Regions from separate parts of the Homo sapiens genome. Here regions 1 and 2 are each linked to region 3. Evidence: read pairs that join two places in POLR2A ChIA-PET (ENCODE). Cell type or tissue: CD4-positive, alpha-beta T cell. All regions are shown on one strand. Each heading gives the region's core, and the rest is flanking DNA. Links, peaks and the distances in the headings are about the cores only. Region 1 overlaps CRTC3 (CREB regulated transcription coactivator 3). Region 2 overlaps CRTC3 (CREB regulated transcription coactivator 3). Region 3 overlaps CRTC3 (CREB regulated transcription coactivator 3).

Region 1 (10,676 bases), core at 2,716-7,715, 80 kb before region 3:
ATTGATGGAACAGATATTGTAAACTGGTGGCTTAAGTTCTGTATTTTGCCCTCTAACATGTTTTTGGTTTTGGCCCAAAATGTGGTTAGTTGGTTGGTTGGTTGGTTTTAATTAGGGCTAACAATGAATATTGGGATTTTATAGTAAAATCTGGACTTTGGTTTCTTTTGAAAAATGAGATAATCCAACGACACTCACCCGACATTTCTGGACGGCACCAGTTGCCTGGAGCTGAATGGTGGCTGCCCCATTAGAAAGGCCATGGATGTGGTCTTCAGTTTGCCACAGTCCCTACCACCCTCTAAGGTATTCTTTGCAGTGATCCCAGACTGCTTCACTTAGATTCCCTGCTTGGCAGCTGTAGGCATTTGAGTTTGTTACCCTTGTCAGAAGGTGAACTGTGAGGCCAGGCGCGGTGGCTCACGCCTGTAATCCCAGCACTTTGGGAGACCAAGGCAGGCGGATCACCTAAGGTCAGGAGTTTGAGACCAGCCTGACCAACATGGAGAAACCCCGTCTCTACTAAAAATACAAAAAATTAGCCAGGCATGGTGGCGAGTGCCTGTAATCCCAGCTACTCAGGAGACTGAGGCAAGAGAATCGCTTGAACCTGGGAGGCGGAGGTTGCAGTGAGCCGAGATTGTGCCATTGCACTCCAACCTGGGCAACAAGAGCGAAACTCCGTCTCAAAAAAAAAAAAAAAAAAAGAAAGTGAACCATGAGGAGGGCCTAGGAGAAGCCAAAGGAACTAAGGAACTACACCATTTGAAAGGGAGGTGGAGGAGCTGGCCAAGAAGGCTTGAAGAGCAACCAGAGGGGCAGGAGAAAGCCAGGAGTACTCTTATGAAGAGGAGGGAATGCCGACCAGCTGAGCCTAGTGCTGCTGACTTGGTCTGACACAAAAGATGTGTCCTTTGGTCTAGTCATGTGGAGGTCATCAGAGGAGGTCATCAGTAACCTCGGTGAGAGATGCTGTATTCTCAGGGTGCTGGGTGAAAGGCTAATTGTGAGACGTTGAGGAGTGGACGGGGGTGGGGAATGGAGATAGGGTTGGAAACTTATTCCAGAAGTTTGGCTGTGAAGAGCAACTTGTGTTGAGGAACCAGAGGACTAACTCAGCATATCACCCTGGAGTGTTGATTGGACTTGAATATTTGCGCAGACTCATTATTTTCATGTGAAAATAAACCAATGATAAGACATAGATATGTCATAGATTAGCGAGCTCTCAGGATGGAGGAGAGAGAGAAGATGGAAATATTAGGTTTGGGCTAAATATTGAGGACTTTCCTTTTGCGAGGCACTGTAATCCCTTTCACATGTTGTTATCTCACATAGTCCTCAAAATGAGCCTATGGTGTGTATATCTGGAATTTTCCTCATTTTTGTGGATGAGTAAACTGAGGCTTAGAGAGGCATGGTTGCAGAGCTGGTAAGTGGTAGAGCCAGGGTTTGAATCTAGCTATCACAGTGAATGTCTGTATACTTAGCTACTTTAATTTCCCTCATAAGGATCTTCAGCTGCTTTTACTCCCTGCTGTAAGGTATCAGTATCATTTGTTGAAAAGACTTTTCTTTGCCCATTGAATTGCTGTGGCAATTTTGTTGCAATCAGTTGGCCATATAAGTGTTGGTTTATTTTTAGACTCTTTTCTGTTCCAGTGATTTGTATATCTGTCTTTTTGACAATAGCACACTGTCTGTATATTATAGCTTTATAATAAGGCTTAAAACCTGGTAATTTAAGTCCTCTAACTTAGCTCTTTTTGAAAATTGCTCTGGCCAGGTGCCATGGCTCATGCCTGTAATCCCAGCACTTTGGGAGGCTGAGGCGGGTAGATAGCTTGAGCCCAGGAATTCTAGACCAGCCTAGGTAACATGGTGAAATCCGTCTCTAAAAAAAAAAAACGAAAATTAGCTGGGCGTGGTGGCGCGTGCCTGTATTTGGGAGGTGGAGGTTGCAGTGAGCTGTGATTGTGACACTGCACTCCAGCCTGGGCAACAGAGACCCTGTCTCAAAAAAAAAAAAAAATTGCTCTGACTATTCTAGGTCATTTGCACATCCATAAATTTTAGAATTATCTTGTCAATGTCTCTGAAAGGACCCGCTGGGATTTTGGATTGTAATCGTGTTGGCTATTGTGAGACTTTTCTCAAAAAGGAATTAATGAGGCCTGGATCTCATTTCCTGTAGGCATTAAAGAAAATTCCACTAAGATGTGTGACTGTAGGCCAAAGGTCACTAACTCAGTAAGTGAGGCAGGTAAGGAAAATGAATGGAGGGGCCAGGAATGAGATGATCATGGCAGCTGATCCTGGGCCATCGTGAAGGGATAATAGGGTACAGTGAGGACTTGGCAAACACGATCTAAGGGGGTGGCCTCTTCTCAGCTTCATCCAGCGATGCCATGCAAGAACATGGGTTCAGTGTTGTCTGATCTTTCAATCAGGAGAAGTTGGAAATCCATATTTTTATGCAGTGTCCTGATTTTTTCAATTGAAATTTAATACACTGAATGGGTCAACATCTGGTGGGTAAACAGAACACTCTAGGTGAAATGTGGCCTATGGGCTGCCAGTCTGTGACCTCGGCCTTAGGCTAATCATTCTTTGGTTCACATGTTCATCATCTGTAAACATGAAGGTGTTGAAGACAGTCTCAAAGTTCTTTTTCTAGCTCAATGAGTCTAAATTTCAAAAGAGGAAAATGTCAAAATAACTCAGAGTTTGAAGAGGTAGCTGAGATCAGCAATAATGATAATATCTTAAGTTGACCAGAGCTTTACATTTGACATACCACTCTTGTGTCTGTGTCATTTAATCCTCACTTTATCTTGTGCAGGAGGCGTCAGAGTTGTTTGCCCAACCACACGGGAGTTGCAGGTTACAAAGTCACATCATCCGATTCCAGGTCCAGTGCTTTTTGTTTTTTTAGAGTCTCGCTCTGTCGCCCAGGCTGGAGTGCAATGGCGCCATCTCGGCTCACGGCAAGCTCCGCCTCCCGGGTTCATGCCATTCTCCTGCTTCAGCCTCCTGAGTAGTTGGGACTGCAGGCGCCCACCACCATGCCTGGCTAATTTTTTTGTACTTTTAGTAGAGACAGGGTTTCACCGTCTTAGCCAGGATGGTCTCGATCTCCTGACCTCGTGATCCGCCCGCCTCGGCCTCCCAAAGTTCTGGGATTTACAGGTATGAGCCACTGCTCCTGGCCTTTTTTTTGAGACAGAGTCTCACTGTGTCACCCAGGCTGTAGTACAGTGGCATGATCTTGGCTCACTGCAACCTCTGCTTCCTGGGTTCAAGCAATTCTTCTGCTTCATCCTCCCAAGTAGCTAGGATTGCAGGCATGCACCACCACAGCTGGCTAATAGTTAGTAGAGACGGGGTTTCACCGTGTTGGCCAGGCTAGCCGTGTTCTTTTTTAACAGTCTTTGAAGGCTTCGGAAATAGGTGCTTTGGGAGGGAGAGCAGTTATGGGGGATTGTGAGACGGCCTTCAGCTCAGTTGAGGGCAGGTCCCTATCTGGATTTATAACTTAGTTTGGTTGAAGTGTCAAGGCTTTTGGGTAAGAGTTGAAGCCTTTGTGAGAACTCTCTGAAGGCAGGAACTTTAGCATACATTCATCTTAGTAAGCCAGTGCCTGGCATACTACCTGACACACAGTTAAGTTTTTGTATCAGTAAATCAATGGATAAATTGATCCTTCAAAAAAGAAATCAAAGGCTTTAAATCAAGATGGCTGAGAATTTTGTCCAGAGAATTTCAAGAATAGTCAGATGCTTCTGATAAGTACTTTTAGAATGTTAAGATTGAAAGCTGAGAGACTTTATTCCTATAACTCCACTCCTAGATGGAAAAAACACCATGTCGTCCTCCTCATGTTTGACTCTGAGATTTGGGTTTTGATTAATAGGTTATAACTGTCTCCCTGTGCAGTACATTTAAGAAATCAAATACAGCAGGTATAAGGGAAGTTAAAGCCACTGAAGGATTTCGTATGCCTTTAAAATTTCCAAACAAGTATAAGTCTTTATCTTTTGAGAATACATATTGAAATATGGAGTGATACCATGTCTGAAATTTCTGTCAGTGAGGCACTGCGGGTAGTGGAGAGGGTAAAGATGAAAGATGATTGTATATAAGTTGGTAATTTTTAAGCTAGAAGATGGATAGATGGGGTTTCATTATACTTGTCTTTATTTCACATATACTATTTGAAATCTTTCATAATAAATGTAAAAAGGAAATTATCAGAGAGCTTCATAGGTTCAACAATGCTTTTGGTAAACCAAACTTCACCTTTTTTTTTTTTTTGAGTTTGTAATTAGTATGATCATCGAGGGAAAGATGGGACAAAGGAAAAGAGCATGGCAGAAATGGGCATATGGGCTTTGAGGCTGACAGCCGTGGCTCAGCCTCCTGCTAGCCACGTGGCAAGTCACTGAACTTCCGAGTCTGGGTCTCCAGGTCTGTAACAGCAGGAGAGTACAGTCTCATTTGCATGGTTGTGGGGAGGATTAGGGATGAAGTGGGCCAAGTGTCCGAGAACAGCACCTGGCCCATCCTAGGGGCTTAGATCTGGTAGTGTTTTATTATTGTTAGAGACAGAGAGTGATGAAGGGTAAAAATCTGCCCCAGGGCTCTCGTCTATAACCCTTTCTTCTCTATATGAATTATAGTGCCAAGGGTTATGTAACCATGGAGCTAATTTATTATTTTAGAAACAGAACTCTTAAAGACCAGATCAGACCACTTTGAGATTTACAAGAACTGTAACCAGTTTATTGCTTTTTGAAAAATGAAGTAAGGAAGAACTTACAAAGAAAAGCATATTAAAATGGTGGGATGCCATTTTATACCTATTGAATTGACCTCCTTCCTTACCCCAATTAATGGTAATATCCAATATCAATGAGTTTTTTTGGTGAAACTTTTCTCATATGTATATTATAAACTCTTTGGGAAAGCATTTCGGCAGTATACGTTGAGAGCCACCAAAAGGCCCATATCCAGAGATTTAGTAATCACCCTTTGGAAGGTGTTCTAAGGAAATAATTCAGAAGAACTGTTATATACCCACTAAAAATTACTCTGTAATAGCATAGAAAAGGCTTATGATGAGCATGCTAGGTTGTACCTATCTTATGATCACAGCTATGCAGTTCTTACCATAAATGTAAACGGAGGCTGGAAAAGAGCATGAAGAAGGGAAAACAGCTAATGTGTTAGGGTTGTGGATAGTAGCTTAGTTTTTCTTTCAGAAATTCTTTTATTGTTGTTAAAGATTATGCCAGTGTATCCAAACATACACACTCAAAGACCTTGCAAGAGGACGTTACTATCATGGTATATGGGACATTTGGAACATGGGTAAGCTCTTTCCGAAAATAGAGTAATCAAAACCCAGAAAGCACCGGAAACCTTGAGGGTGTGATCACTTACGTCGAGAAGAAATTGAAACAAGACTTTCATTCTTGAACCGTTCCCCTACAAAATACTATACTTTGATGCTTCTTTAGATCTTTGCTGTTACCTCTCAGCGTTCTTAAATCACTTTGTTTCCAGGTTCAATTTCAGAAGCTTCAGCAACTGCGCCTTACACAGTACCATGGAGGATCCTTACCAAATGTGAGCCAGCTGCGGAGCAGTGCGTCAGAGTTTCAGGTACCTCCAGATATGTACTTTCTTGAAGCTGAATGGAGTGTAAAAAATAGACAAAGATTATCACTAAAAAGATGAGATCTTGAAGGATAAGCTGGGCCTAGGTACAGTTCAGTCTTCTTTTGGAAAGTCCATTAATATTCTCTCTCATAGTTTCTACAGCATACGATAGTGTTATTTCACAAATGGCTGAAGGCAGCACTGGCAAGTAGAATTATAACACAAGCATATGTAATTTAAAATGTTCTAGTAGCTACATTAAAGAAGAAGAAACACGTGGGGTTAATTTTAATATCTATATTTTTCAAAATGCAGCTTTCTCATCTATAATTTTAATATTACTTAAATAAATGTTTGGCTGGGCATGGTGGCTCACACCTGTAATCCTAGCACTTTGGGAGGCCAAGGCTGGCAGATCACCTGAGGTCAGGAGTTCGAGACCAGCCCGGTCAACATGGTGAAACCCCATCTCTACTAAAAATACAAAAATTAGCTAGGTGTGGTGGCTCACAGCTGTAGTCCCAGCTACTTGGGAAGCTGAGGCATGAGAATCGCTTGAACCCAGGAGGCGGAGGGTGCAGTGAGCAGAGATCATACCACTGCCCTCCAGCCTGGGCGACAGAGCGAGACTGTCTCAAAAAAAAATAAAAATAAAAAAATAAATATTTAATCCAATATATCCAAAATATGATCATTTTAACATGCAATCAGCATAAAAAAACTGAGAAATCTCACATACTTTTCTGTGTACTATGTCTTTGAAATCTGTTGTGTATTTTATACTCAAAGCATACTTTAATTTGGACCAGCCGCATTTCACTAGTTTCATGTGGCTGGTGGCTACCACATGGCTCAGTGCAGGTGTAAGACACAGATAAGTAGTCTGTATTGCATTTAGATTACTGCAGTGTCCTCGGGTGCTTTCATCGTTCACATCAGTGGAAAGCCTTGTTCAAACCAATGTGGAATTGGTGTTTCAGACAATGGTATATGGCACTATTGTTAAGACCTGAATTAGACCTGCTTAGATATCCCAATCTGTGAAACATTAGGAGCCTGTCATTCTAATTATGCAATTTAAGATTCGGTGTTAAAGTTGAGATATAAACTTTAAGATGAAGCATTAATTGATTGTTTGGATGCCTGACCATTTTAAAAGCACTGTCTTATTTCTTTGTGGTAGAAACTGGGTTCACTTTTTTGATGATGTCAAATAAAGCCAAATGTATTATTTAAGTTGGGGACTTCCATTTGAGAGTGCTGATAGGAACTCCAAATATAATGGTGATTAGAAAAAGTACTACATGAACATATTTGTACCCTATTGCACCGGAATCTTGTCTTCAATATAATGACAATGGACTCTTTACCATATTACTGCCTGTATTAGAGATCTACCTTCATATATCAAACTACCTTATATATTAACCCACTGGGTTATTTAGTATCCAAATAACATAGGTCTCTGCCTTATGCGGGATTTCATACTTCAGGAAATACAGCATTGTGCAAGTTTGCTGTGTCTGAGATCCCAATTTTGTGCTACTTTATTGTCAACTTTAGAGGAATATAGAATTTACTATGATGTTCCCCTCCGGTTGCATTGGGGAATGGGATAAAATGATAATCCTTGGCCTTCCCAGGATTCTTTTTTTCTTTTTTTTTTTTTGAGATGGAGTCTCACTCTGTCGCCCAGGCAGGAGTGCAGTAGTGCAATCTCAGCTCACTGCAACCTCCATCACCTGGGTTCAAGCATTCTCCTGCCTCAGCCTCCTGAGTAGCTGGGATTACAGGCGTGCACTACCACGCCCAGCTAATTTTTATATTTTTAGTAGAGATGGGGTTTCACCATGTTGGTCAATTGGTCTTGAACTCCTGACCTCAAGTAATCCACCCACCTTGGCCTCCCAAAGTGCTGGGATTACAGGCATGAGCCACCGTGCGTAGCCCCCAGGATTCTTTTCATACTGTTTTTGTTTTGTTTTGTTTTGTTTTTCTTTGCAACAGTCACAAACTTACACAATACTTGGAAGTATAGTCCACTTAATTTTTTTTTTTTTTTGAGACCGAGTCTCATTCTGTCGCCTAGGCTGGAGTGCAATAGCGCGATCTCAGCTTACTGCAACTTCCAGCTCCTGAGTTCAAGAGATTCTTCTGCCTCAGCCTCCCAAGTAGCTGGGATCATAGGCGTGCGTCACCACGCCTGGCTAATTTTTGTATTTTTAGTAGAGACAGTGTCTCACCATGTTGGCCAGGCTGGTCTCGAACTCCTGACCTCAGGTGATCCGCCCATCTCGTCCTCCCAAAGTGCTGGGATTACAGGCATGAACTACTGTGCCCTGCTGACATAACTTTTTTTTCACTTGGGAATAAGTTCCTGACCTGATGCCCCATCACCCCCTAATATTTCACTGTGTTTTTCCTACAAGCAAAGACGTTGTTCTATATAACCAAAATACAGCCATCAAGATAAGAAAATTAACAGTGATCCATTATTACAATCTGATCTTCAGACTGCATTCACCAAATGTCCCCCTGCTGTCCTCTGTAGCAAAAGGATTCAGTTCAGAATCACATGCAGTTATTGCCTGCAGTCTCCTTCAGTCTGGAACAGCTTTTCAGCCTTTTATTTTTGACATTAATTCAAGTACTCTTAACGTTTGTGATCCTGTCACATTTGAAGATTACAGGCCAGTTTTTTTGTAGATATAACCCCTCAATTGGGGTCTGCCTAATGTATCTTTGTGATTTGATTCAGACTATGCATCTTTGGCAGGAATAACGTAGAAGAAGTGAGGCTGTTATGGTATCACATTAGGGACATGATTTTGATGTGTCCTGTTAATGATGATGTTCTCTTTTATCAATTAAGGTGGTGTCCACCAGGCATGGTGGCTCACACCTGTAATCCCAGCATTTTGGGAGGCTGAGGCAGGCAGATCGCTTGAGCTCAGGAGTTTGAGCCAGCCTGGGCAACATGGAGAGACCCTGTCTCTACTGAAAAAAAAAAAAAAAGGCCAGATGTGGTGGTGCACGCCTCTGGTCCCAGCTACTTGGGAAGCCGAAGTGGGAGGATTGAGTGCTTGAGTCCAGAGAGCAGAGATTTCAGTGAGCTCACATGGGGCCACAGTACTCCAGCTTGGGTGACAGAGCCAAACCCTGTCTCAAAAAAAAAAAAAAAAAAAGGTGGCCTGTCTGTCAGGCTTCCCCATTTAAAGTAACTCTTTTCCCCTTTGTAATGAATAAATATTTTGCGAGGAGATACTTTATCCTGATCTTCATTAAACTTTCAATCTATACATTCATTTTTTATCTCTCGGTATATGGTTTTATGATTTTCTATTTTATTCAATCTATTATAATCTATTATTTTATTTATTCATTTTTGAAGCAATGAAAGCACAGATTTATTGAAATAAAAGTATGCTCTACAGAGTAAGAGTGGGCTTGAAGCGCAAGCTAATCTATTATTTTTATTTTGATCTTCACATTCTCCCCAATTAGGCTGGTGGGAGCCCTCTTCCGAACTGAGAAAAATTCTTGAAAAACTGAGGAGAGTCCCAGAGCACAGATTTTTTTTAAGTAAATGTTTTTGAGGTATTATGTAAATACAATATAATTTATACCTTTTTTAGGTATACAGCTCTTTGCCATATAATCACCACCACAATGAAGATGTAGAATAGTTCCATTACCCCAAAAGGTTCCCTTGTGTCTGTTTGTAAGTATTCTCCATCCCCCACCTCCAGCCTCTGGAAACCACCATCTGTAGTTTTGACTCTTCCAGTGTCCTATTAGTGGAATCAAATGTCCGTAGTCTTTTGAGTTTTTCTCTCACTTAGCATTTGAGATTCATCTGGGTGGTTGCGTGTGTTAGTTTCCTAGGGCTGCTGTAACAAAGTACCACAAACTTAGTGCCTTAAAACAACAGAAATTTATTTTCTCATGTTCTCATGTTCTGAGTCCAGAAGTTGGAAATCAGCATGGTGTCAGCAGCACCATGAATGCTCTGGGGAAGAATCCCTCCTTGTCTCTTCCTAGCTTCCGTGGTCTGCGGCAGTCCTTAACTTGTAGCTGCATCACTTACTCTCTGCCTCTGTCATCACACGACTTTCTTCATTGTTTGTCTGTGTCTGTGTTTAAATCTTCCTCTCCTTTTTCTTATAAAGAACTAGTCATTGGATTTAGGGCCTACCCTAATTCAATATGATCTCACCTTTGCTTGATTACATCTGCAAAGATTCTGTTTTCAAATAAAGTCATATTCACAGGTTCTGGGGCTTAGGACTTGAAGATATCTCTTTTGGTGGCCATAATTTAACCCACTACATTGCATTGATCAGTAGTTCATTTCTTTTTATTGCTGAGTAGAATTCCATTCTATGGATGTAGATAATTTATGCATTCATCAGTTAGTTGATGGGCATTTGGGTTGTTTCCACCTTTTGGCAATTATGAATAAATATTCTATAAACATTCACATACAGTTTTTATGTAAGTAGCTAGTAGTGGAATTGCTAGATCATACAGTAAGTGTATATTAACTTTAGCTTTATAAGAAATCGCCAAGCTGTTCTCCAAAGTGGCTCTACTGTTTCACATTCTTACCAGCAGTGCATGAGAGTTCCAGCGACCCTGTATCTGCTCTAGCACTTGGTATTTCAGAGTTTCAAAAAAATGGTGGTTAAAAAACAGAACATAAAATTTACCATCTTAACCATTTTTTAAAGTAGTTTATTGGTATCTTCTAAAACCATTTTTAAATGTATAGTTCAGTGGTATTACATACATTCATATTGTGCAACCAATCTCCAGAATTTTTTCATCTGACAAAACTGAAATTCTATGCCCATTCAATAAGAATTCTCCATGTTCCCTTCCCACCAGCCTCTGGCAACTACTGTTTTTTCTGTCTCTATGACTTTGACTATTCTAAGTGCCTCATATGAGGGAAATCATATACTATTTGTCTTTTTTGTGACTGGCTTGTGCTTAGTATAATGTCTTCAGGGTTC
Region 2 (10,676 bases), core at 3,179-8,178, 58 kb before region 3:
ATTTGGAAAATATGTAAACATTAAAAAGGAACAGAAAAAATGAGCCATTTTTCATCAACTAGAGATTACCATTTTAATGTTAAGTTTATTTTTCATGTATCTTTATACAGGTGATATCAGTCTTCATATTTATATTATTTTTTTCTTTTTCAACCATTATATAATAATTATTTCCCTATGTCATTAAAATACTTTATAAGTATAATTTTAATAGCTAAATAATATTTCATCATATATGACTTATAATTTACAAGCATTTCCCCAACGGACATTTTAGTTGATTCTGATTTTTTTAATGAATAATATGGTAATAAACACTTTTATGTATGAGTCATCCATATTTCTGATCATAGATTTCCACAAGTAGAATTCTGAAACCAAAGGGTAGAAATATCGCCACCGTTGTTAATAGATGTGGTTTCATTACTTTTTGGCAATGATATTTACCTTAGCAAAACTTCTGACACTGATGGATTTGGATATTTATTACCTTAAGGATAGGAGATCCTTAGCTTTTTCAGATCTGACGTTCCAAGTGTATGTTGACTGTTCAAGAATGACTCCAAAGTTCATGACATAAAGTAGTTTGCATATTTACTGAAGCACAAAATTTAATCACACGGGCCTAGAGGCTGGTGAGTGACCAAGGCTGCCTAGCAAATGTTTCATTGGGGCTTCATGGATCTCTGTGTAATACGTCTTATATATTGACTTAAAAACTTAATTTGTTTGAAAATGGACAGCTTTTGTGAAAATCAAAAGGGCCATTAATTTATGGTATACAATTATGCACAGAAAATCTACAGCCGTCAGAGAAATATGACTCAAGAAAATACTGAGAGTTGATATAGATACTTTCATATTAAAATAGAAGGTTTACAACGGTCTACTACTTTTCAATGACTACTTTCTAATTGCTTAATAGTATGTATTGACTTGTCATTTCTAGAAAATAAATCTAATTTCATTTTTAGTGCCAACCATTGGAATTATTCTCTTTATAATCACCACATGGCTATATATATATATATATATATATATATATATATATATATATCTTTATAATACAATATGAAAAATAAATACATTAATCAAATTATCAGACCGAGCTTCTACAGATGTTTGCCCCTTACTTGCTTTAATTTTAAAAGTTCTCTTTGGCAGGAATGTCTTATACTCTAGCTAGGGAAGAAAATGTGTAGAAAACAATTTTAATCAGTGTCTGGGAGTCTGAGAACAAACTTAGCAAATTTAGCTTAGAACAATCGCAAGTTTAGCTTAGCATCTTTCCTTAACCTTGTACTTCTAGGTAGGACCGCCTACACTGCCAGCACCCCCTCACAGTCTAGGAGCAGCTTCTCTCTCCCCCACATTTTGAGCTGTTCCCCTTGAGGTTGCTTTCTCGCCCTTTGCTGACAGGGAGGTGGTGGTAGCTGCATTTGTCTCCCATCTGGTCCCCAGAACGTTTCTTGCTTTTGTTTTACAGTCTTGTGACAAACTAGCACGCCCCCTTCCTATCTCAGGGCCTGGCTTCCCCAGCCCCCAACTAAGGTCTCAGACACGTACAAATGGTGCCCCTCTTTGAGGGGCTCGTACATCTGCACATCTGGACCTTTCACATAGTGATCTGTTAAAGGCATAGAATCAGCCTGTAATATGCTGAGATCACCCTGGTAATATGGTGGAGTACAGACAGAGCCGGGTCTGTCTGGTTTCTGGCTCTGTAGCCTTTTCCCCTGGGTCTCCTGGGGCCACTTGAACCTGACTAGCCAGCCTCTCACCCATCTCTAGGACCCAGCCTGAACTGAGGCAGAGGGACTGAGGCTGCCTCACACTCTGTAATTTGGCCTCAAGTCACCATTGCTGGCCTTGTGCCTCAGCTCTGATAACTGGACTCTTGTCTGGCTCCTGCGTGCCAGAATCCCATGGTAACCTGCCTCGTTTCCCTGTGCCTTGTTTTTATCAGCCTGCCTCCCAGGGATTGAAATCGTGCCCTGAAACACAGTGACCAATGCACTTTCCTGATGTCAACCACCCCACTTGCCTTTCTGATTGGATTCCAGAGTACCTTAAATTTCTCGTTGTTCTGCAGTGCCTGTAGTCAGGAAACCTCTGTTCTGGACACTTTTCTCTGTAAATGACAACTTAGTTCTTCCAGTTACTTGTGCCAAAACCTTGGAGTCACCCATAACTCCTTGCATTGTCTCACATCCCACAGCTAAGCCTTCAGCAAATTCTTGGTTCTGTTTTAAAAATGTATCTAGAATCTGACTACCCTGGTCGGACCCGTTATCATTTTGTCCCTGGATTCTTGCAAGAGCCTCCTGACTGGGCTTCTGGCAGAGGAGTCCTGTCTTCTTTCAGTATATTCTCAACACTGCCACCTGACTGATCCTTTTAAAATATGAGCCAGATTATCTCACTCCCCACAGTCCTCCAGCGGCTTCCCGTTTCTCTCAGGGTAAAGGCAAAGTGCAAAGTGCAGGCAGTCCCTGTAGGGCCCCCATCATCTCTGCTCTTAGCTGCTTACCACACATCTCTCCAACACCCTCCTCACTCACTCCATGCCAGCCACACTGGCCTTTTTCTCTGTTCCTTGAACCTTGCTTAGGATTTCTCTACCAGGAATGCTTTTTTTCCAGATATGTGAATGGCTTACTTCCTCACTTCCCTCAGCTCCTCACTCAAATATCACCTGTCAGGGAGGCCTTGCCTCTCTAAAATCTAAATTCCCTCCACCGTCTTTCCTGCTTGATTTTTCTCCTCAGCACTTATCACGATCCAGTATACTATATATATATATACATATACACATTTATTTTTTTTTGAGACTGAGTCTTGCTCTGTCGCCCAGGCTGGCGTGCAGTGGCGTGATCTCGGCTCACTGCAACCTCCACCTCCCGGGTTCAAGCCATTCTCCTGCCTCAGCCTCCTGAGTAGCTGGGACTACAGACGTGTGCTACCACGCCCGGCTAATTTTTGTATTTTTAGTAGAGACAGGATTTCACCATGTTGGCCAGGATGGTCTCGATCTCCTGGCCTCAAGTGATCCGCCCGCCTTGGCTTCCCAAAGTGCTGGGATTGCAGGTGTGAGCCACCGCGCCTGTCCTACTATGTATTTTTATTTATTTATCTCTTTTATATTCTGTCTCCTCCAAGCCCCCTGGGAGCAAGGGTGCTTTGGTTCACTGCTGTATTTCCAAAGTCTAGAGCAGTACCTGGCCAGGGTATGAGTTCCATAAATATTTCTTGAATGAATGAATCAAATAGTTGAGTATTAGCACTATTCTGAGAATTTTGTATGTATTATCTCATTGAATTCTTACAGTAACCTTATGTGATGGTACTTTTATGACTCCCATTTTACAGATGAGAAAACTGAGTCTTAAGAGGTTAGGCGACTTGCCCAAAAGGACCTGAGCCACCACACAAGTATTCCACTAGAGCAGCAAGTTAGAATAAACACAGACTTTATTATTATCCAGATTTATGTTCAAGTTGCAGCTCTGTCAATTACTGGTTGAATTAAAACCTCTCTAAACTTTAATATCCTTACTTATGAAATAATTATTCTACCTCCCAGGTTATTGGAAGAATTAGATGAGATCATGGGTGCATTATTTTCATGTATATTTTCCTGATTGCTGGAAAAGTTGAAATTTTTTCATTTTGTGGTTGTTTGTTTGTTTGTTTGTTTTTCGAGGCAAGGTCTCACTCTGTCAGTCAGGCTGGTGTGCAATAGTGTGATCTTGGCTCACTGCAACCTCTGCTTCCCGGGCTCAAGTGATCCTCCCACCTCAGCCCCCCAAGTAGCTGGCACCACCGGCGCATGCCACCACACTCGGCTAATTTTTGTTACCCGGCTCATTTTTATGTTTTTGGTAGAGATGGGGTTTTGCCTTGATGGCCACGTTGGTCTCGAACTCCTGGGTGCAAGTGATCCATCCGCCTTGGCCTCCCAAAGTGTTGGGATTACAGGCGTGAGCCACCATGTCTGGCCTTTTTCATGTATTTACCGGCCATTCTGGTTTCCTCTTCTGTGAATTTCCTGTTCATAACCTTTTCTCAGTTTTTTTTCTTATCAAATTGTAGGAGTTCTTCGAATGTTAGAGATACATGTTGTCTTATATGTTATAAATAGCTTTCCTCATACCATCATTTGTTGTTTGATGATGTTTTTTGGAACCTTCTTTTATTCATCTAGTTAGCGCTCCAGGTTTGGTGGTTGATCAAATACTTGAGAATAGGGATTTATTCATTCAGCTAGTATTTGTTGAGGGCTGGAACTCTGTGGGATGTCCATTCAGTCAGGACACCTCTAAATCCTGACTTCCAGTTTACGTCACTGATGATGGCTCTCATCCTTGGTTCTACCAGATTCTTGAAAGAGAATGTGTTTTCTCAGAGCCAAGTAGACCCAAACATTTCCCAGACTTTGGCCACATAATCAGAAATTTCAAAAGAGTTCTGGAATTTGTGGGCTTAGCTCCAAGTTACCAGGCATCCGTTGTCTTCCCTGTGGGCAGAATTCGCTTTTAGCTTACTCCACCCTCCTCAGCTACGCAGCATGATTGGGGCAGACGATGAATACTTCAGATATCCCCTGTGGGGTTAACTCCAGAGGCAGCCTCAGAAACTAGACACATAATTCATATGGTCAAAACCTGGCAGGCTCTTCTGAAATCGTGTGACTTCCTATCAGGCCACCAGCTCTGCAGATCCTCAAAGGTCTGGCTGTCAGAACAATAGGGAATGAGAGCAGCGCCCAGATGCTGCCTGCTGGAGCTGCAGGTCCTGTTTGAGTCTGAACAATAAAAGTCCTGGAATGAATTACCAAGGCTCCTGATTGCACCCTGCAGGTTCAGGTTTAGTTTGTGGAGATGTCTCACATAAGAACTGTCTTGTAAGCCGCTTGGGGGGTTCAACAAAATTGGTCAACAAAATTTAATACCATACAAGCCCTTTTCTTGATCAAGCAATTTAGTAAGTCTCTGTCATAAGTCTCTATGACCTGCCATCCAATATGTCAAAATAAACAAAATTTTCATGTTGATGGTCACAAGTGCAGTCCCTAGAGTGGGGATCTGGTGACCACTTCCACCACTAACTAGCACTGGATCGTAGACAAGATCGTTAGTCTCTCTGTGTCTCAGCTCACTCATCTGCAAGATGTGGCTACTAATAGTACCTAAGATAGAGCTATTGGGAGGATTAAGTTAGGTAATGCATGTAAATCCTTAGAATAATGCCCAGCACAGTTGTTGTTCAATACATATTGCAAAGTTCCTAGTATAAACTCCCTGTTGCAGCCTTCTAATTTGACTTCAATAGATTGTTGGTACCATTTGCCTCTTTCTTTGCAGGTATCCTACCTAGGCCTAGAGAACTAAGCTTTTGCTGTTCATTATATGAAGCTTCTTAAATGTCATACAGGCTAGTTGCATCCTACTAATTCTTCACAGACTAGATAAAAATACTTTTGCTGAAGTCTTAATCGGCCTGTCCTGAAGTCAACCAGGCTGTATGTTAGTGCCTTGACTCAGTGCAGCTTTCAAGAGAGGCAGAAAGAATACCCACAGAGAAGGCACATGTGGGCGGTGGCAGTGTAGGACCAGGAAAGAAGCTAGGTCTCTATATTCCCTCGCATTTTGAATCTGTGTTAAATTCAATCATATTAGTATGAAGCAATCCTCTTACCTATCTCCTTAATCCAGCCTCTGACTGCCAGCTCACAAAAGAGGGAGAAGAGGCACTACATTTAAAGTAGTGATTATCTCTAACTAGAATTTTAAGTCCCTACATGTTTTGGCTGTAGAACCAGCCAAAGTTTTGTTCCAATTCCCTACAAAATTTCACAATAGTCAGGAGTTAGAATTGGTCCCTATGTTATGAAACAGCTAGTTTTTATACTTTAAACTTAAAATGAAGCTTTAGTTGTTTATTATTACTGTGGATATTTTCCAAGAGACAGAATAACATCTGTGGAAGATTCTACACAGGCCTTGATGCCAGACATTGTAATTATTTCCCTGCTCAAAGGCAATAGTCAGTGCCTCAAGGAACTCCCTGGCTATAAGCAGTTGGCTGCCTCGACAACAGATAGCTAATGTCTTAGCTCTTTTCTGTCTCTACCGCCAGCCTCTTGGGGATGTGACTTGAGAAAGCTCTCCCCTCCCCATTTTCTCCTGTAACCTCTTTGGAGGAAGTCACCAGGGTAACCACTTTCTTTTATGCTAGTTTTCTTGAGTGCAAGGGAAAACACTTCCCCACAGACATATGACAGAAGTTTAAGAGTGGTGAGGAGAAGAACACGAACAGTTACTGAGTACCTGAGCTATGCTTTGTGTACCTGATATCATTGAGTTCCCACATCAACCTTCTGAGATAGGCATTATCATCCCCATTTTACTGATGCTTAAACAGTAACATGCCCAAGGTCACACAAGTGGCAAGTGACAGTCAGGACTCAAACCCAGGTTTATCTTTCTCGGGCCTTTGCTCTTATTTTGCAAATTAAGCAAGTGTAGACACACAAAACCAATTTGTTTTTACCTAGGAAACGTGTTTTATGCTTTGTTTTTCTCAGTCTGGATAGATGCCGTTTTCTAGTCCCCTGGAACCATCGTATGCCCAGTTTAGTACCACTTTTGTTTGGTTTCTCGTCTTAGAATATATTCTGCTTATTCACTCCCCCGGCCACCTGAGAAATCTTTTTACTACTTTTAGTCCAAATCAAACTTTCCTTCCCTTGACTACCTAGGAAGTCTCTCCTTGGGTGAGTCTTAACTCGCCTGAACTGAGAGTCTCACCCTGGAACTTGGTTAAGAAAGGCCAGAGTTGGGAGGCAACAGCCTGGATGGAAGAGGGGGGTCAGTTGACACTGGAGGGGGCAAGCCAGACCAGCCGCAAGCAGGAGCCAAAAGGTCAGAAAGCCAGTGAGAATGGGGTGGGCCAACAGGAGCAGACCAGGCCACACAGGCTGTGACTCCCCCTTGCAGTGGCTGCTGGGCACTGGCCATGCCTGTGCTTGTCTCTCTCAGTATCTCTTACTCTGCCATCTTGTCATTCATGAAATTGCTCAAGAGACGCTTTCTACCAGTCCGTGCCTGCTTAGTCTCCGAGAAGTTTTGGGGGTTCATTTAGAATTAATTAATTTAGAACTAGCATTTAAAAGTTAAACGGGCTGGGCATGATGGCTCATGCTTGTGATCCCAGCACTTTGGGGGACTGAGGCGGGTGGATCACTTGAGGTCAGAAGTTTGAGACCAGCCTGGCAAACATTGAGAAACCCTGTCTCTACTAAAAATACAAAAATTAGCCAGATGGAGTGGTCAATGCCGGTAATCCCAGCTACTCGGGAGGCTGAGGCAGGAGAGTCACTTGAACCGAGGAGGCGGAAGTTGCAGTGAGTAGAGATCACTCCACTGCACTCTAGCCTGGGCAACAGAGTGAGACTCTGTATCAAAAAATAAATAAATAAATAAAATAAAAATAAAAGTTTTAAAACAGCTTATAAACTTGAGTTAAAATATAACTCAAGTGAAGCAGAGAGAAGAATATTAAAGGGGAAACATTTAATGAGGAGCAAAGCATAGCCTTGACCGAGCTTCTGCTAAGAGCGGATGGCTCTCACTTGGCACAGACATCTTTCTGTATTGCACTACTTGCCCTGGCAGAGGCATCAGAACTGTTAGAACCACAATGGACTGTGCAGCACTTTTCATGCAACACTCCCCCTTTAAGGTTAGCCAACCGAGAGCAAGAAAAAATAGGTAATAAGCTCAACATTACTCAGCTAGTAAGTGGCTGGTACAGGAATCAAGTTCTGCTTACTTAGTCTGAAGGTTTTCAGCCACTTCATACCATTTGATCAACATATTTGCCCTTTGTTTTTGAATGAAATAGAAAAAATAATTTCCTTCTTTCCTTCTTTCTTCCCGCCTTCCTTCCTTTTTTTCAAACAAAATTACTGCCATTTATATTAGTGTTTCTACCACTTCTATCATGACCACTGCTGGCAAAAATGTACTGAACTTTTGCTGTGCATCAGGCAATATGGCTAACTAAGGCTTTGCATACATCATTTACTCTTTCTAGTAACCCCAGAGTAGGTACTATTACTGTCTCTATTTACAGGGAAGACTGTGGAGGCCAAGAAGGATTAAACAATTTCCCTGCATCACACAGCCAAAAATGGTAAAGCCAGATTTGAAGTCCAGGCTCTTTGATTCTGGAGTTCATGCTAGTAACTACCAGCTCTCCGTCTGGCAGTGTTTTGTTCTTTTGTTGAATTACTAAAACAGAACTATTTTCTCTGAATGCAGAAGTTGAAACCTGTTGAGGAAATTCAACCAGAGTATTTCTTGAAGAAAAAAGAAACCATTTCCTGATTTCTTTATTTGTTAACCCTATGACATCATTAGGGTTGGTAGTAGCTGCTCCTTTGCCTTCACACACAAGAAAAAAGTGTGCAAATAGTTCTTAGGAACTACTGAAGCTGTTCAGAGGACCAGAAGCTAGACCCTCCTCTATTATTTTCTCTGCCCTACGTCTGGCCTTTTTAGCTTGTGGAACTTATCATCCCCGCCATCCAGTAAAGGCTACAAAGGCCCCGAGACTAGTCCCTGCAGTTACTACTGATGTTCTTTTCTTGCTTCTCATCTGCTTTTACTACCAGTTCTGTCTTGCCCATGGTCAAACCATTATCTCTAAAACTCCACCTTCTAAGCTACCTCTGACCCTTCGAATTTGCCATGGTTAGAAAAATCAGGAAAATAGGAAACCTAACCAGCAAAGAAACATCTGGGAGTGTATTTGTTGTCACTGTAAGCAATGACACATAGATTAAAACAATAAGATACCATAGGCAGGAATGGATAGAGTATGGACTCAAGAGTAAGGCAGCTTGGGTTCAAAGCCTGTCTCTACCCATTACAAGCCTTGTGTTCAACAATTTAACCAACCTTCCTTCCTTCCTTCCTTCCTTCCTTCCTTCCTTCCTTCCTTCCTTCCTTCCTTTCATGGAGTTTCGCTCTTTTTGCCCAGGCTGGAGTGCAATGATGCGATCTTGGCTCACCGCAACCTCTGCCTCCCGGGTTCAAGCGATTCTCCTGCCACAGCCTCCCGAGTAGGTGGGATTACAGACATGCGTGACCACGCTGGCTAATTTTGTATTTTTAGTTTTTAGTAGAGACGGGGTTTCTCCATGTTGGTCAGGCTGGTCTTGAACTCCCGACCTCATGTGATCCACCCACCTCAGCCTCCCAAAGTACTGGGATTACAGGTGTGAGCCACCGTGCCTGGCCAATGTAAGCTTTCTAAGTCTCGGTTTCTTAATCTGTAAGGTGGGGATAATAATAGTAGCACTTCACAGTGTCGTGAGGATTAAACGAGATAATGTATACGAAGCATCTAACACTGTACCTAGAGCATATAAATGCCAATAAAGGCTAATTATCAAAGTCATAACTTAGCCTTTTTACCCATTAAATTAGGACAAATTTTTGAGTGATATTCAGTGTTGGTGAGTGGGTAATGCAATGTGCTCTTGTATACAGGCACACCTTGTTTTATTGTGGTTTGCTTTTTCTGCTTTACAGATACTGTGCTTTTTACAAGTTGAAGGTTTGTGGCAAACCTGCATGGAGCAAGTCTATTGGTGCCATTTTTCAATGGCATGTGGCTCACTTCATGTCTCTGTTGCATTTCAGTAAATCTTGCAACATTTCAAACTTTTTCATTATTATATCTGTTATGGTGATCTGTAATCGGTGATCTTTGGTATTACTGTTGTAATTGTTTTGGGGTCCCGTGAACATCACCCACATAAGTTGGTGAACTTAATCAAGAGAAATGTTGTGTGTCTTCTGACTGCTCCATTGATCAGCCATTCCTGTGTCTCTCCCCCTCCTTGGGCCTCCCTCTTCCCTGAGATAACAATATTGAAATTAGGCCTCTAAGTGTTCAAGTGAAAGAAAGAGTTGCATGTCTTTCACTTTAAATAAAAAGCTGCAAATGATTGAGGTTAGTGAGGAAAGCATGTTGAAAGCCAAGGTAGGACAAATTCTTGAAGGAAATTAAGTGCTATTCTGATGAACACACAAATGATAAGAAAGTGAAACAGCCTTATTTGCTCATAAGGAGAAAGTTTAAGTGGTCTGGATAGATCAAACTAGCCACCACATTCCCTTAAGCCAAAGGCTAATCTAGAGCAAAGCCTAACTCTCTTCTGTTCTATGAAGACTGAGAGAGCTGAGGAAGCTACAAAAGAAAAGTTTGAAGCTAGCAGAGGTTGGTTCATGAGGTTTAAGGAAAGAAGCCATCTCACCCAGGCGCAGTTTCTCATGCCTGTAATCCCAGCATTTTGGGAGGCTGAGGTGGGTGGATCGCTTGAGGTCAGGAGTTTGAGACCATCCTGGCCAATATTGTGAAACCCCGTCTCTACTAAAAATACAAAAATTAGCCGGGCATGGTGGCGTGTGCCTGTAGTCGTAGCTACTTGGAAGGCTGAGGCAGGAGAATTGCTTGAACCCAGGAGGCGGAGGTTGCAGTGAGCCGAGATCATGCCACTGCGCTCCAGCCTGGGTGACAGACCAAGACTCTGTCTATTAAAAAAAAAAAAGAGGAAGAAGAAGCCAACTCCATAACATAAAAGTACAGGATGAAGCAAGAATTGC
Region 3 (10,676 bases), core at 667-5,666:
AGGATTAAGAGAGACACCTGGGAACACTGACAAAGCATGGCCTGGTTTAGCAGAAATGACTGCTGCCCTGGTGGTACTGGACAGGTTGCCTGAAGAGCATTGTATCCTCCCCTTACCGTGCTGTCAAATAAGTTAGACCGCTACCCATACTTAATTCATTCTAGAAGTCCACAACTGCATTTATATCATCAGTTTTATTAAATACAAGATAAACTTATTTTAGAGTTTTTGTTTCAAAGTCTTTTCTCAAAATTTACTAGGAAAGTTTGGGCCCTGTGTCATGTGACTTCTTTCTGGGGTCCATTATTCTTGGGTACCCGGCCATCTTGTGTGGGGCTAAGACAGGATAGTCATGACAGTCACACTGGAGCTTCTGTGGCCACTGGAACTCAACAGCATTCCTGGTTCTGAGTAGTCACTGGTGTCCCTAACTTGGAATCCCCTTCCTGACATCAGATCACTTAACTCCTGAGGGCTGGCCCTTGTTTTCTGGTCTCTTTCTGAGAATAAAAAGTATTTACTTGTTCTGTGACCCAGCATTCTTGTTTTACCTGGCACGACTGAGAGAGTTAAAGCAGAAAGCCCTGGAATGGTCCCTTTATACAGGTTGTTTCATAGCATTAAAGAGCCAACAGCCGTCCCGGCAGCTGCCCAGCCTCAGATCCTCTTGGTTGTTGGTTCCTCTTTGTCCCCCATTTCCATCCCACAACCAAGGAGCTTCACTGCCACCATGTCTTCCAGCTAATACTCCTCTTCTCAATACTTTCCCCATTTCATCGTTGTTGCAGGTTCTCTCCTCATCCCTCTTCTTCCATTCTCTCCTTTGCCAAGCCTGCAGAGCCCCCCTGCCCTGGCCTCAATTGTCTACATTTTACTTCCTACCATCCCCTTGACTCAGCCTACACTCCAGTTGAAAAGAGTTGCTCCACTCTTACCTTCCCCTCTCTTGGAATTCCCTTCTCCTGTGTCTCTAAAGGGCTCCCCCCAGTGCCCAGCTCCAAAGCCCTCCTGGCCTCTTCCTCTTCTGCACTTCATCTCTCAGCAGCATCATACCCTCGGCTCTCTCGGGCTTCCACTCGTTTTTTCCTTCAGTGATCGTTATTTATGTGTTGCCCTTATCCACTGACTAGATTACACATTCGTGAAAGGTTGAATCCATGTCTTACTCATTTCTGCAACTCCCACAGTAGTGCCCAAAGTGGCTTCCCTAGTAGACAGTCCATAAATGAGTCATTTTTGTGTGTTAAATAAGTCAAACATTTTATTTGTTAAATCAGTTTTTACAAAGATAATTTGTTCAGCCAAAGGTAGGTAGGATGGATGCTTTCTCTTTTTGTTGTTGTCTTTGTTTTTTTGGGACAGGGTCTTGTTCTGTTGCCCAGCCTGGAGTGCAGTGGCACCGTCATGACTCAGTGCAGCCTCAGCCTCTCAGGCTCAAGGAGACCTCCCACCTCAGCCTCCCAAGTAGTTGGGACTACAGGTGTGAGCCGCCACACCCAGCTAATTTTTAAATTTTTTGTAGAGACGGGGGTCTCACTATGTTGCCCAGGCTTGTCTCAAACTCCTGGGCTCAAGCGATCCTCCTGCCTCAGCCCCATAAAGTGCTAGGATTATAGGCGTGAGCCACCGTGCCCGGCCTGGATTCCTGCCTTCTCATGCAATGACTGTGCTGCTTTTTTTTTCCCTTTAGTAGCATCTTTCCCTGGCCCATTGAAAGAAGAGAATCTGTTAAATGTTCCGAAGCCACTGCCAAAACAACTGTGGGAGACCAAGGAGGTGGGTGAACAGTACTCAGCTATGTTTGTTGTCACTGAATGTTTGTACTTAGAGGTCATTGAAAAATCCTGCAGAGGTGAAAGCAAGAGGAACTGGGGGAAAAGGAGAAGATTTGTCTGAGAACAGAGATAAGAATATACAAGGGAAGGACGTTTCAAGTAAAAATTATCGCGCTTGTGTCAATGAATTAGCACATTGATCTCTTGGCTTACTAATTTTCATATGAATTGACTTATTTAAAAAAAAAAAAAAAACCCTGCTAAGTCCTCCATATCTTATTTGTTTTGCTAAAAGCTCTGAAACCTGGTTGTAAGTCATAGGCAGATTTTTCTGTTTTTTTAGCCAGCACTTTATACCAGTCTCCAGCTTCTGTCCAGAATTACTGGTATACCAGATAGCTCTTTTTAACTCAAGGGCATTTGACCTGAGTCCTCCAAGAGTCAGTAGACAAGTCATCTGTTTTACTATGATTTCCATGCGCCTTTGAGAATTTGTATCTAAAATTGTGCTAGCTGACCTCCACCTCGGCTCTCTAAACCTCACCCACTGTGGAAGAAAGGGGAGGTCCCACGGTACTTGCCTTGGCCTTTCTTCCCAGAGGGAAGCTGTGTTGACTTTGAAAGAAAACAGTTAATCTGTTCCAGCCCTTAAGGATGCTCTATTGCAATTGTTTGTATTGCCTGTGTACTTAACTATCCCCACCTGTTTAGGATCCCTTTGGCCCAGTTCCATTTTCTTCTGCCAAGTCTACCAGAGTCACCATTAGCATTAGTTGTCTTAAAAGGCTTTTTGTAAAAGCAAGATGTATTTGATGTTTAATCATTTGGGAAGTAAAAAAGAGATATGATTTAAAATTTACATATTTAAACACAGGAGAAGCAACCACACTGTCTTTTGGCTGTGAGAGGCACATGTGGTTGTGGAGGCTTTTATCAGAGGATAACTATGTCTTCTCCACCAAAGAGGGCAGTGGTGTGCCCTCCTCCCTGAGTACCAGGGACTGGTCTCTGGAAAGAGATGTTCATCTCCCTTGGTTCTTGTGGATTTGTAATACTCATTCCTGTCCGTCTGGAGCTTATATTCTAGTTGAAATAGCTTAGTTTCTTCTGACATTCATTTCTTTTTTCACCCTGCTTTTTTCTTTTATTTATTTCATTTCCTCTCAAGCCAATTGGAAAAGAAATGTTTATTTAAAAGCTCTATGTCGTCCAGACCCAGTGGCTCATGCCTGTAATCCCAGCACTTTGGGAGGCCGAGGCGGGTGGATCACCTGAGGTCGGGAGTTTGAGACCAGCCTGGCCAACATGGTGAAACCCCGTCTCTACTAAAAATACAAAAATTAGCCGAGTGTGGTGGTGCATGCCTGTGATCCCAGCTACTCGGGAGGCTGAGGCAGGAGAATCGCTTGAACCCAGGAAGCGGAGGTTGCTGTGAGCTGAGATGTGCCACTGCCACTCCAGCCTGGATGACAAGAGTGAAACTCCGTAAAAAGCTCTATGTGTAAAACATTGGTCTTTTAATGTTAATCCAGAAGGTAAATTGATAAGGCATCAAATTAGGAAAATGTATTAATATTATGCCTCCCTTAGGCCTGGAAGTTTGAGTTTAAAAAAGTCATGCCAAAACCTAAAAGGCTGCTGTGTGAGGACTCTGTCGACACGCAAGCTCTCACTTGCGCCCACTAGAGCCTCAAGGTCCTTACGAAGACACTTTTCAAAAACTTGAATTTGGCTTTACAGCGAGTAAGCCCAGCTTTCATTGTCTCTTCTCAGATTCAGTCCCTGTCAGGACGCCCTCGATCCTGTGATGTTGGAGGTGGCAAGTAAGTAATATTCTTTCTGTTCGTGTTTCAGGGACTATCCTGAAGGTTTTTCCCAAAAGTCTCGCTGCTTTGTTACAGAACTCTCAGAAACGTAACTTGCTATGCATAAATTGAAAGTCAACTGCATTTTCATAAAAACAGCCACTCTCTTTTGATACTCATATTTCATCTGTTTAAACTAATTAAATTACATGACTATAATAACAAACAAAACTTACATAAGTATGTTTGAGAATCACACAACTGACTCTTGGTAAATACACAACTCTCCGGGTAGAAGCAGTGTCAGAAGCAGAAACGTGCAGGAATCGAGAGGAGCCTACCAGCCCCGAGCTGTGGCAGGCTGTGGGCATCGGTGACATCCTGGCCAGGGGAAAAGGGAAGCATCAGTTCACCTGGCAGCTTAATGGCACAGAAGTTAATTAAGAGAGTTTCTGTGAATGTACTTAATGTCACTGAACTGTACACACAGAAATGGTTAAAATGGTAAATTTTATGGTATATTTATTTTACAACAATTTAAAAACATAAATGGAAGATAAATATATTTTCCATTTGCAATACAAAAAAGTTTCTATGAAACCATTAATTTGTTAGTGGATTTAATAGTATGCAACTTCACTCCCTAAAAGGTTTGAGACAACTTACAAAAATATAGTACAAGCAAATGAAAAAGGAAGTTCATGAGGAAGTTGAGTCTAAGAGAGAACGAGGAGATGAGAGAGATAATGAGGCCCTTGCCTTAACAGAAACTGCCTTGGGAGGGCCGGCTGGTGTGCTGCGTGGGACGGTACAGACAGCTGCTGGGGAGGTTCACAGAGAGGACCCCTTGGAACTCGATGGGCTGTGTCCTGAGAGAGCCCCAAGGAGGCTTCCTGGGGCTGTTTATCATAGTGTCCGTGAGAGCAGTCCCACCACTTGGAACTGAAGCCAATTCAGAAACAGCAAGGCTGCAGGGCCAAAATAATGTGGTTTGGAAATGGGATTCTTGCATGATCTGACTTAGTACATACAATCACCAGTGGGTCAGTGGGTGAACTAAATCCACTTCAAGCAGTCATTGAATGTGATTTCCCCCAACAGAGCTTCCTGTGAGTATCTCACAGCAGCGCAGTCAAGGCACTCTCTACTGAGTACCTGGAGCTCAGACATTCTTTCTGGCAGGTTAAACGTAAACTCAGGTGATTTGCTGAGCTGCGCCACGGGTTGATGTTTGCTTCAGAAAGTGGGCAAGCCTGCCAGGACGCATGCCCAACAAAAGACAGGCCGCCGAGAGGTGCAGGACATTCCCATGGAAGGGGCAAGCTTTTCCTCAAGGGAGTCTCCCTCAACCTAGTCTGGTTCAGGGGCTTCCTGGTAAAATGGAAATTTGGAAACAAAAACAAAAACAAAAACAAACATTTTCCTCAAGAATCAATTTTGGCTTAACCATCAGATAACCTTCAGGCTCTGAAAGCCTAACATTATAGAATTGGGCTGCAGTACTTTAGCCCTCAAGAGGTTTTTGTTGTTGTTGTTTAGTTAGTTTGTTTGTATTTATTTATTTATTTGAGATGGAGTATCGCTCTGTCGCTCAGGCTGGAGTGCAGTGGCATGCTCTTGGCTCACAGCAACCTCTGCCTCCCAGGTTCAAGCGATTCTCCTACCTCAGCCTCCCAAGTAGCTGGAATTACAGACGTGCACCACCATACCTGGCTAATTTTTTTATTTATAGAAAAGATAGGGTTTCACCATATTGGCCAGGCTGGTCTTGAACTCCTGACCTCAGGTGATCCACCCACTTTGGCCTCCCAAAGTGCTAGGATTACAGGCATGAGCCACCATGCCCAGCCTGTTTTGTTTTTAAAGATAGATAGGGCCTTGCTATGTTGGCCAGGTTGGTCTTGAACTCCTAGTCTCAAGTGATCCTCCCAAAGCACTGGGATTACAGGTGTGAGCCACCATGCCTGGCCAACCTGGAGAGTTTTAAAGCAGGTGTTTCTTAGGTAGAGAAAGTTGCTTTCTTGCTCTTACTTTACAGATAGAATTCCATTCAGTGACTTCTAGTCATGCAGATATTTATTGACCCCCTAATTCTTGGCACTGGGTTAAACAATGAACAAAACAGATCAAGTTCCTGCTTTCGAGGAGCTAATAATCTAGTAGAGCAAGATGGGCAGAAACAAATAAGCAAAGCACAGCAAAAGTCATGTGTGGGTAAATGCACTGAAGGAGACGCAACTGTGGCAGGTGGACAGGCAGCCACCAGCGGGCGTTGAGGAAACCTTTCTGATAGTGTGAAGCGACGCAGAGAGGGCTCCAGGCAGCAGGAACAGCAAGTGCAAAGACCCCAAGGCAGGAGTGGGCCTGGAGTTCAAGGAGGCTTGTATTGCTTGGATCTGACGCAGAGAAGATGGGAGTCGTTAGAGGGTCTTGAACCGGGGGGCGCATTACTTTCCTTAGATCAGTGGTGACTCCGTTAGGTAGTAACTATATTTGGAAAGGAACCACCTGTATTTCTCCCAGCTGCAGAGGAATTGTGTGAACGTTACTAATGACCTGTTTCACAGTGGTCACATTTTTTCCATCCTTGCTCTGTGCTGTTGGACGCTTCTCCCTGCCGCGCCCCTGCTCTCTCTGCCTTCACTCCCACCTGATCACCCATGGATCTTTCTTCTCAGTCAGAAAGCCCATCTGCTGTCACGTTGAGGGCTCTGAGGTCTCAATTTTATTTTTCTAGTCCTTGATCTTTAACCCTATAAACAGTTCCATACTTCCAGCCATCTAAGACAAAATTCAGGCTGGGCGCAGTGGCTCATGCCTGTAATCGCAGCACTTTGGGAGGCTGAGGCAGGCCGATCACTTGAGGTCAGGAGTTCAAGACCAGCCTGGCCAACATGGCGAAACCCTGTCTCTACTAAAAATACAAAAATTTGCTGGGTATGGTAGTACATGCCTGTAATCCCAGCTACTCGGGAGGCTGAGGCAGGAGAATTGTTTGAACCCGGGAGGCAGAGGTTGCAGTGAGCCAAGATCGCACCACTGCACTCCAGCCTGGGCGACAGAGCAAGACTCTGTCTCAAAAAAACACAAAATAAAATAAAAAGACAAAATTTATATTCAGTTTTTCTACAACCAAAATGAGCCTTCTTCCTCACCCTCCGGTTGGACACCTCTCCTGCTGCCTCATTTCTTTCCAAAACTCCACAGTTCGCCCAGTCCTACTTTTACCAAGAAAAGTGAGGCGAGGCTGGCAGGAGTGAGTGCTCAGCTCTCTTCTGCCACTGATTCCCCCGTCACCACCCTTCTCTGGTCCTAGGGACACCGAGGTCCCTCCTAGTCAGGCCGGCCACTTTACCACTCCCTGGCCCTCCTCCCGCTGGATTTGTGGAGGCCTTTCTCTGCTAGTTAACTGTCCCTCATCTCCAGAATTCTCCGCCATGCTTTCTGAAAGCATATTTACTCTCAGGTGTTCCTTCCTGCTTACCCATCATCAGCCCACCATGCCCTGGCTGCCACCTCTGCTGTTCAGTGGAACCTTGAGAATGTCGGTTGCCTCCTGTACGTAACTGAGAGAGAAATATCCCTGCTGCATGTCTTCCTAGTGAGCAGAAACTCAAAGCCAAAATAGAATTCGTGATCTCATCCATACCCCTGCCCTCATTCCCAATCTGCTCACATCTTCAGTGTCCCCTGTCTCAGTGAGGGGCTCCACCAGTCCCCAGGCTAAAGGCCCCAGAGTTGTTCTTGAGTCCTACTTCCCTGTCTCTAGAGTCTAGCCTGCCTCTCCCTCCCTGCGCTCGTGGCCTCCTGCTGGAGCGTTCAGCAGAGTCATAGCGGCCTCTCCACCTCCAGGCCTGCTCCGTGCACCCCAAGACCCCTTCCCCAAGTCTGTTAGCCACGCTGTCCTAAGAAAAGCTGATACCTCTCCCCCACCACACTGCCCACCCCGCGTCCAGCCTTCCACTGGCGTCGTGTCAGCCTCTCATCAGTCCCAGCCTCGGGTGCTCTCTACCTGCTTTTCCACTTCCATCTCCCACCACTAACCAGCCCTCCTAAACTCAACCTCCCGTGGTCTGAATCCTCACAGTTCTGAGGGCACACCATGTGGTCTCACACCTCCCTGCTTTTGCGCATGCTGTGAGCTTTGCCTGAAATCTTTTTCCTGACTAGATCACCTGAGTTCTTTAGCCTTTAAACTAAGCTCAGATGTCCTCCAAGGAAGCCTCCCCAGGTCAGCTGGGCTTCCCTCCACATGGCCTCCCTCCAGGCTCTATCACTGCACTACTGAATTGTATTATGTTGCCGGTTATGCTCCTTATGGCTCAGTCTCTTGAAGCCCTGATGCCAGTGGCTGGCCCCTGGGAGGTGCTCTGCTGATGTGTGCAGGAGGGAATGAAGTGTCCTCAGGATTCGTGACTTCCCTCTGCTCCTGGCTGGTGGCACCTTCTCCCGCATTCTCCTCCGCGTCACCCTCACTGCTCTTTTCCTATATCACCCCTGGACCACTGCAGGTGGTCCTTCTAATTGGTTCTCCCTGCCTCTCCTTCTGCCTGCTGAGGCCATCCTCCACACTGGAACCACAGTGACATTTCTGAAACGCCATTCTCCAGCTTAACCTGGCCTCCCTCTTTCCACAGTCCCTGATCCAGACTCCTGAGAACAGCACATTCTCTCCCGCCTGCCTCTCCCTCCCCATGTGCCACCCTCCCTCCTCACCCTCTGCCCTGACACCTGACACCTCAGCCATGCCCAGCTACTCTTAATTCCACGCACACACTGTGTCACATCCATGGCAAACCCGTCCCCTCCACAGCCCATCCTGACATGGACAACTCCTGCTTTTTTGCTCCCGGTGTCACTTATATGCACTGGTTACACACACCCCTTCTCAAACCCAGCATAGCGCGCTTCCTGCCACGTTGCAGTTACTTGCTTTCCCAGGCTGTCTCTCCTGCCCATCTGTGAATTCCAAAACAAGGTCCTCTCAGACCTGGCTAGCAGGCCCCTCCCTGGGGCCCCGCCCTTGAGAGGGCTTCATTCCCAAAGGGAACGTACCACCAGTGTATACGCACTAGGCCTGGGGGGTGGCTAGAGAGTCAGCAGGGTGTGGACAGAGTTTGGCTGCATAGGCTGGGATAGCTATGTGCGTACTGCAGTACAGAACAGAACTAGGGGGAAGAGAAGGGGACGTGGACTGAGGGCCAGGCTGTCTCCCTGTGCATTCTGGCACAGAACTCCAAGAAGTCTGAGAATTCTACATGTAAATCTGGCTTCACAGGCTATTATGAAGGTATAATATGTCAGGATAGACACATAGAACAAAGTTCATGTAAGGGTTTGTTCATTTGATTTATAACTTTTAAAAATGGAAACAGATGGTATGCGGGCCTTCTTTTATACTCTTGCTCCAGGCCTGTACATTTCAGGAGTAGGCCTGACCCCGGCGGACACACTCGCCCTGCTTGTTCATCATGGTGCCGCCAACATGCGGCCCGCTGCCTGGCACACAGTGCCTAGCCCATAGATTGTGATGAATGAATGGCAACATCTCTTTGTCACTTTAAAGTTTATGAAGACTGTAATTTTAAAAATATATCTTGGAAGGTATATTGGAAGGTAGCTAGTTACTCAGAGATACTTTTTCTGGTAGCAAAGATAACTTAAAAATCTAGCAAAAAGAACTACATAAATAGCAGTGCCTCACATTTTATAGAGTGGTTTATAATTTTCAGAATACTTTTGCATCCATAATCTAATCTGGTCTTGATTATTCTAGACCCTAATCTAGTATTCCTGTAATGTGGGCACAGGTAGTGGGTGAGGATATGTGTTTCGGAGAGGTTAAGCCGAGCACCAGTGTTCTCAGAATCAGAGAGGCCGCACCAGGACCTCGGTCTTTTGTAGCCACTGCTCTTATTTGACAAGGAAAAGGTTTCAGCCATGTTTGGTTTCCCAACAGCCAAATACATTGTAGAAAGTCATTCTTAATCTTTCTTTTTTCAGTGCTTTTCCACATAATGGTCAAAACCTAGGCCTCTCACCCTTCTTGGGGACCTTGAACACTGGAGGGTCATTGCCAGATCTAACCAACCTCCACTACTCGACACCCCTGCCAGCCTCCCTGGACACCACCGACCACCACTTTGGCAGTATGAGTGTGGGGAATAGTGTGAACAACATCCCAGCTGCTATGACCCACCTGGGTATAAGAAGCTCCTCTGGTGAGTATCTCCTGCTTAGCAGTGACCTGGTGGCTTAATCATAGGTGGTCCCCACCCATGTGGCCTGTTCAGTGAATCATTGAATGAGAATGACTGCATCCCAGTTAGAGATGATAATGTACCTTCTTGTATCTCCTGACCCTGCGGACATTTTTCTTGGATGTTTCTGTTTCTCCTGGGTTGATGAATTTGGGGCAGCTCTGCTGAACCTCATTCCTTATCATCCTCACTCGCTGCTCTATCCAGGGACTTGGGGAATAAGATATGGGAGCCAAGAAATAAGCATCCACTCCGTGTTGGCTGAACAGTATTAGTGGCTGTCATCAACATATGATAATTTATAATTTAGGCCATCTCTCTGGATTCCTTTCATTTTCCATTAGATTTCTAAAGGCAATATTCTGCATTTTAGAAAATTTACAGTGGATATGATGAAAATATTTATACTTAATATCTGTGTGTGAAGTAGAAATCCCCCACAGTTCCAGTTAAAGATGTAGCATTAGCTATATAAAGATGCTACCCATAATGGGACTTGGGTGTTACTCTCTGGGTTTGATTGTCCACAGCTCAGACCCCATATTGAAATTATGACTACATTTGTTTGAAGCCTGACACTTTTTTTTTTTTTTTTTTGAGATGGGGTCTTACTCTGTCACCTAGGCTAGAGTGCAGTGGCACGATCTCAGCTCGCTGCAACCTCTGCTTCCCAGGTTCAAGCAATTCTTCTGCCTCAGCCTCCAGGGTAGCTGGGATTACAGGCATGTGCCACGATGCCGAGCTAATCGTTTTTGTATTTTTAGTAGAGACAGGGTTTCACCATGTTGGCCAGGCTGGTCTCGAACTCCTGACCTCAAGTGATCCACCCGCCTTGG

What was found. ChIA-PET counts read pairs that join two places held together with the same protein. Peaks named below come from ENCODE experiments on the same cell type or tissue, not always from the same donor. Only the 100,000 strongest peaks of a DNase experiment are listed, where the experiment ranks them.
Region 1: POLR2A ChIA-PET joins it to region 3 with 17 read pairs; 6 of 35 experiments call an interaction of 5 or more read pairs at or near these places.
Region 2: POLR2A ChIA-PET joins it to region 3 with 11 read pairs; 4 of 35 experiments call an interaction of 5 or more read pairs at or near these places.

What each region holds. Positions count from the first base shown.
Region 1 is chr15:90,534,474-90,545,149 of GRCh38, forward strand. CRTC3 (CREB regulated transcription coactivator 3) reads left to right here. Exons shown (of 15, transcript NM_022769.5): 2 at 5,566-5,664. Among named protein-coding and RNA genes, the nearest start is that of CRTC3, 9.9 kb to the left of the region's middle. In CD4-positive, alpha-beta T cell, for the core only: no CTCF peak of the experiment used is centred there; a DNase peak (open chromatin) is centred at 5,498; H3K4me3 peaks cover 1,297 bases; H3K27ac peaks cover 2,909 bases.
Region 2 is chr15:90,555,943-90,566,618 of GRCh38, forward strand. The region is part of intron 2 of CRTC3 (CREB regulated transcription coactivator 3); the gene reads left to right. Among named protein-coding and RNA genes, the nearest start is that of CRTC3, 31 kb to the left of the region's middle. RefSeq lists an enhancer at 6,939-7,439 and a silencer at 7,711-7,840. In CD4-positive, alpha-beta T cell, for the core only: no CTCF peak of the experiment used is centred there; a DNase peak (open chromatin) is centred at 6,189; H3K27ac peaks cover 2,452 bases.
Region 3 is chr15:90,616,193-90,626,868 of GRCh38, forward strand. CRTC3 (CREB regulated transcription coactivator 3) reads left to right here. Exons shown (of 15, transcript NM_022769.5): 8 at 1,691-1,776; 9 at 3,549-3,598; 10 at 9,584-9,801. CRTC3-AS1 (CRTC3 antisense RNA 1) reads right to left here. Exons shown (of 4, transcript NR_120372.1): 4 at 3,817-3,961. Among named protein-coding and RNA genes, the nearest start is that of LINC01585, 39 kb to the right of the region's middle. RefSeq lists an enhancer at 4,614-4,663. In CD4-positive, alpha-beta T cell, for the core only: CTCF peaks have their summits at 3,435 and 3,731; DNase peaks (open chromatin) are centred at 3,459 and 4,359; H3K4me3 peaks cover 1,067 bases; H3K27ac peaks cover 1,143 bases.